2 separate regions of the Homo sapiens genome follow, and region 1 is linked to region 2. A link is an interaction called in ENCODE POLR2A ChIA-PET data of the cell type or tissue named here. Cell type or tissue: endothelial cell of umbilical vein. All regions are shown on one strand. Links, peaks and the distances in the headings refer to the core of each region. The heading gives the core; the rest is flanking DNA.

The links. ChIA-PET counts read pairs that join two places held together with the same protein. Peaks named below come from ENCODE experiments on the same cell type or tissue, not always from the same donor. Only the 100,000 strongest peaks of a DNase experiment are listed, where the experiment ranks them.
Region 1: POLR2A ChIA-PET joins it to region 2 with 8 read pairs; 1 of 35 experiments calls an interaction of 5 or more read pairs at or near these places.

The regions. Positions count from the first base shown.
Region 1 is chr19:1,836,443-1,839,339 of GRCh38, reverse strand. All of the region lies in intron 1 of REXO1 (RNA exonuclease 1 homolog), which reads left to right. Among named protein-coding and RNA genes, the nearest start is that of REXO1, 11 kb to the left of the region's middle. RefSeq lists an enhancer at 1,287-2,281. In endothelial cell of umbilical vein, for the core only: a CTCF peak has its summit at 1,557 (motif pointing left); a DNase peak (open chromatin) is centred at 1,519.
Region 2 is chr19:2,489,336-2,492,232 of GRCh38, reverse strand. LOC124904614 (a long non-coding RNA gene) reads left to right here. Exons shown (of 2, transcript XR_007067090.1): 2 at 1-527. Among named protein-coding and RNA genes, the nearest start is that of GADD45B, 15 kb to the right of the region's middle. RefSeq lists an enhancer at 871-1,372 and silencers at 2,749-2,848, 2,869-2,897. In endothelial cell of umbilical vein, for the core only: no CTCF peak of the experiment used is centred there; no DNase peak of the experiment used is centred there; H3K4me3 peaks cover 227 bases; H3K27ac peaks cover 885 bases.

The sequences.
Region 1 (2,897 bases), core at 92-2,591, 650 kb after region 2:
CACCCACTGGGAAATGTCCTTTGGGGACAGAAAAGGCCCTGGGATGAGGAGGAGCTGAGAGCTGGACTCTTTTTTTTTTTTTTTGGAGATAGAGTCTCGCTCTGTCGCCCTGGCTGGAGTGCAGTGGCGTGATCTTGGCTCACTGCAACTTCCGCTGCTGGGTTCAAGTGATACTTTTGCCTCAGCCTCCCGAGTAGCTGGGATTACAGGAGCACGCCGCCACGCCCAGCTAATTTTTTGTATTTTAGTAGAGACAGAGTTTCACCGTGTTGCCCAGGCTGGTCTCAAACTCCTGAGCTCAAGGCAGTCCGCCCGCCTCAGCTTTCCGAAGTGCTGGGATTATAGGCGTGAGCCACCGTGCCCAGCTGCTGATTTTTGTATTTTTAGTAGACACAGGGTTTCACCATGTTGCCCAGGCTGGTCTCGAACTCCTGGGCTCAAGAGATCCACCAGCCTTGTCCTCCCAAGTGCTGGGGTTACAGGCGTGAGCTACCGTGCCCGGCTGAGAGCTGGACTCTTAACTTACTCTGTGTGGACCATGAAAGTGGCTCACAGCCAAGGTGGGCTCTTGGCAGGGATGGAGAGGCATAGGGGGAGAAGGTCCCGCTGGCTCCTCCCTGCCGGTTCTTGTCCTTTGCCATTTGTACCCTTCTGTTTCAGTTTTTTTTTTTTTTTGAAAAGGAGTCTCGCCCTGTCACCCAGGCTGGAGAGCAATGTCACGATCTCGGCTCACCGCAACGTCCGCCTCCCGAGTTCAAACGATTCTCCTGCCTCAGCCTCCCGAGTAGCTGGGATTACAGGCGTGAGCTACTGCGCCCAGGCATGGGATTACCTGGGATTACAGGCATGTGCCACCACAGCTGGCTAATTTTGTATTTTTTTAAGTAGAGACAGGATTTCTGCATGTTGCTCAGGCTGGTCTCGAACTCCCAACCTCAGGTGATCCGCCCGCTTCGACTTTCCAAAGTGCTGGGATTACAGGTGTGAGCCACCACGCCCAGCTGGTTTTTTTTTTTTTTTTTGAGATGGAGTTTCGTTCTTGTTGCCCAGGCTGGAGTGCGGTGGCGCCATCTCAGCTCACTGCAGACTCCACCTTCCGGGTTCAAGCAATTCTCCTGCCTCAGCCTCCTGAGTAGCTGGGGTTATAGGCACCCCCACACCCGGCTAATTTTTTGTAGTTTTAGTAGGGACGGGGTTTCCCCATGTTGGCCAGGCTGGTCTCAAACTCCTCACCTCAAATCATCCACCTGCCTCGGCCTTGGGCTCAGCCTCCCAGAGCGCGGGGATTAGAGCCGTGAGCTACTGCGCCCAGCCTGTTTCTACATTGTTTTGAAAGGCAGTGACCTCTGTCCTGGTTACCGTCCCTGTCCCCTAGCCTCGAGCTGTAAGCCTTGGGACAGCAGCGCGTCCAGTCATGGCATGTGGGGACGGCCGCCCCATGAGGTGAATAAATGCCCAGGACGCCCCAGAGAGCAGAGCTGGTGGTCCCCGGTCAGGCCGGGACCTTTTTCTTTTTCTCCCCTGGACCCTGCCGTGTGGCTCCACCTGCTGGGCGGTCCTGGCACTGCACACTGCGCTGTCGAGGTGGGGAGGGCGGTGCCTTGGAGCAGAGGGGAGGCTCGGATCGCAGCCCTGGGGGTCGAGGAGAACCCTGGGGGCAGTGGGGTAGACCCCAGGTGCCGCTGCTGCAGGCACAGCCCAGCCTCCACAGCAAGCTCTGAGACCTGGGTGGAGTCTGGTGTGGGGGGTGGGGCAGAGCTGGGCCACCTTGGATTTCAGAGAGGGTATTGGAAGCTGCTGGGTGGTGGAGGTCCAGGCCCCCGGCACTGGCTGGACTTTTCCTCGAAGCCCTCTCCAGGTGACCCTGTTTCTGCCCCGTGTGGTCTAGGAGCTGTGGGACCTCCTCTGGGTGCAGAGTGCTGGTCCCTTTGCCTCTGAGCAGCGGGTTCCTATCTGTCCAGTGGGCTGTGCATGGAGGGCCCCGGGCGCCCGCATGTCCAAGGATGGGGCTGGAGGACGTCCCACTGTGAGGGTTGGAGGGGAGGCCCCAGGAGCAGGGACCCCCAGAGTGGACGTATGGCCATTTGTGGGGACCTTATGGTTACTCTGCCGTCCGCAGGAGGTGGACTTCAGGGGTGCTGTCCTCCAGACCCCTCTTCCCAGAGGGTCTGTTATGGGATGGGCGCTCCCGTGGACACAACCAGCCCCTGCCTTGCGCTTCGCGAGGGTCAGCCCCGTGCCTTCTCTGCCGCTGTGGCTGTTTTGGGAATGTCCTCTTCTGTCTCCACCTTCAAAGCCTCAGGCCGCCCAGATGGCTCCCCCAGGGGCTAGGTTGGGGGTAGTCTTGCTTATCTCATGCCGCAGTGTCAGGCTTATCTTTTTTGTCCAGCTAAGCCCCAGGCGGGAGGGACTGTCTGTTTCCATCTGGGGTCTCTGCCTGGCCTGTTCTGGGCCAGCATGCGGGGCCCACTGCCTGGGCTGGAGGGGCCAGTCCTGCTGATGCCTGGTTGCGTTGAGAGCCCTGCGGGCCCACCGAACGGTGTCCGGAGCAGGGGCTGGGCCTGCCGGGTTCTTTTTTTTTTTTTTTTTTTTTTTTGAGACAGTCTTGCTCTGTTGCCCAGGCTGCAGTGCGATGGCGTAATCTTGGCTCACCGCAGTCTCCGCCTCCCGGGTTCAAGTGATTCTCCTGTCTCAGCCTCCCAAGTAGCTGGGACTATAGGCGCCTGCCGCCACGCCCGGCTAATTTGTGTTTTCTTAGTAGAGACGGGGTTTTACCTTATTGTCCAGGCTGGTCTCGAACTCCTGACCTCAGGTGATCCACCCGTCTCGGCCTCCTACAGTGCTGGGATTACAGGCATGAGCCATCGTGTCCAGCCAGCCTGCCGGGTTCTTTAGAG
Region 2 (2,897 bases), core at 253-2,752:
AATCCCAGCACTTTGGGAGACCGAGGTGGGCAGATCACAAGGTCAGGAGATCGAGACCATCCTGGCTAACAAGGTGAAACCCCGTCTCTACTAAAAAAATATGAAAAATTAGCCAGGCGTGGTGGCAGGCGCCTGTAGTCCCAGCTACTCGGGAGGCTGAGGCAGGAGAGTGGCGTGAGCCCGGGAGGCGGAGCTTGCAGTGGGCCGAGATCGCGCCACTGCACTCCAGCCCGGGCAACTGAGCAAAACTCCATCTCAAAAAAAAAAAGAAAGAAAGAAAAAAAAGAAAGAAAATGCGTGTCTCTGCATGAGGGCCTGTGTGTGGGCACCAGGCTCTGGCTTCTGGAGGTGAACAAATCAAAGTGGACTCAGGTGTTTCCTGGACATGAGTGTGTACTCTCAGGCGTGGGCTTATTCCCACCCCGTGGATGTCTAGAATGTCGTTTCCCAGGATCTTTTTGTTGTTTGAAGATGTGCAAATGTCTGGTATGCAGAGTAGAGACATTCAGTACATATTTGCAAAATGATGTGTTCGTGTATTCACTCATTTGTCCACTCAGCAAATATTCACCAAGTGCCAACCAGCTGTGGGGTGCTGGAGACGCACAGTGAGCAAAGCAGACAAGCATCTCTTTCCTGTCACCGCTATGGGTGAATTACCGCTGGGCCATTGCCTGTGCTGCACGGTTCATGTGCCAGGGTGACCCTGCACGTGTTCATGAGCACACCCGTTTGTAGGTGGGGTACAGAACTCACATCAGCATGGCCCATGCACGTGTGCACACATATACATGCACACCCGTGTGTGCGCACAGGTTCACCGGCGACTCTTGTGCAGGCTGGGCCTCGCCCGTCCTTGGCATTGCCTGCCTGCCCCGCCCATCTTCCGAAAGTGCCAGGGGCCAGGTGGGGCCAGGCGGGCCCGGAAACCTCTCCCAGCTGCTGTGCCCAGTTTCAGGGAAGCCAAGGTCTGGCGCCCTGCCCGTGGAGACTGCCTACCCTTGCACCTGCTTCCCGGGCTTCCGGGAAGGGCCTGGAGGCCCAGCCCCCAGCCCTGCTAGCCTGAATCCACCACCCAGAGGCACACAGCAGAGAGGGAATGCAGCCCCCTTTCCCCCCACACCTTGGAGCCCTTCAAAGTCAGAACCAGAAGAGACTCCAGCAGGGCAGAGTCTCTTACCCAGGTGGGGTAAACTGAGGTGCACACAAAGGGCCCAGAGAAAGGGGCTGCACACAGATGAGTTCCCTGCACTCTACTCCCACCCCAAATCAGCACGTGCAGGCTTCCACAGTTTGAGTACTGGCACCTCATGGATCTCTGTATACCGCGGGTATTCACAGGCCTCGGGGCTCTGTGGAGTGAGCATTGGAGCTTAGAAATATTTGCATTTCCCTAGTGGGAACACGCAGTGCAGGTCAGAGTGCAGGTGTGCACACCAGGGTCTTAGACACATGTGGGTGCTTGTGCTTGCATGGACAAGGCTGTTTGTGCCGGGCACCATGGCTCACATGCCTGTAATCCCAGCAGTTTGGGAGGCTGAGACAGGCAGATCACCTGAGGTCAGGAGTTCGAGACCAGCCTGGCCAACATGGTGAAATGCCGTCTCTATTAAAAATACAAAAATTAGCCGGGCGTGGTGGCAGGTGCCTGTAATCCCAGCTACTCGGGAGGCTGAGGCAGAAGAATTTCTTGAACCCAGGAGGTGGAGGTTACAGTGAGCTGAGATTGCGCCATTGCACTCCAGCCTGGGGCACAAGAGCGAGACTTCATCTCAAAAAAAAAAAAAAAAAAATGAGGCTGGGCACGGTGGCTCACCCCTGTAATCCCAGCACTTTGGGAGGCCGAGGCAAGTGGATCACCTGAGGTCAGGAGTTCAAGACCAGCCTGGCCAACATGGTGAAACCCCATCTCTGCTAAAAATACAAAACTAAAAATACAATACAAGCTGGGCGTGGTGGCGCGCGCCTGTAGTCCCAGCTACTCAGGAGGCTGAGACAGGAGAATCGCTTGAGCCTGGGAGGGGGAGGATGCAGTGAGTTGAGATCGTGCCACTGCACCCCAGCCTGGGCGACAGAGCAAGATTCCATCTTAAAAAAAAAAAAAAAAAAAAAAAAAGACAAAAAGACAAGGCCGTTTGGGAGTGTGGGAGCTTGGGGGCTCCTCACATGAATGTTTGTCAGTGGGTGCCTGTGCACGGTGGGTGTTTGCACGAGTGCAGGTGCAGGTGTTTGCATGTAGGTGGATGCCTGCACACAGTCGGTTTTGTATGTATCTGGGTGTCTGCACGCAGTAGGCATTGCGGCCAGGTGGGGCTCTGCACACAGTGGGCTTTGCATGGAAGAGAGGTGCTGCATACAGTAAGCCCAGCGCGAAGACAGCGATCTGCACACAGTGGACGTCTGCACGCAGGAGAGGGGCTGCACCCTGTAGGCACTGCAAGAAGGTAGGGCTCTGCACACAGTAGGCCTTGCATGCAAGAAAAGGGTCACACACAGCAGGCGTTTGCACGCAGGAGAGGGGCCGCACACAGTAGGCATTGCAGGCAAATGGGGTTCTGCACACAGTAGGCTTTGCATGGAAGGGGGGTGCGGCGCACAGTAGGCCCTGCACGAAGACGGAGATCTGCACACAGCGGGCGTTTTCACACAAAAGACGGGCTGCGCACAGTAGGCCCGGCTGCACGCGTCCAGTGCCGGCCCAGCGGAGAGTAGCGGCTGCAGCCCCGTGCAGCTGAGCACGCACCCGGTTCCTGTGCCACCGCGGCCCCAGGCTCTTCTGCGCCCGACCGGGCAGGTCAGGCGGCTCCGCCGGGGCGTGGGGCGGGCGGCCGGGCAGGGAGGCTATTCCGGGCCCTGGCGCAGTGCCCGAGCCCTGCGCGCCAGGCCGCCCGGGGAAG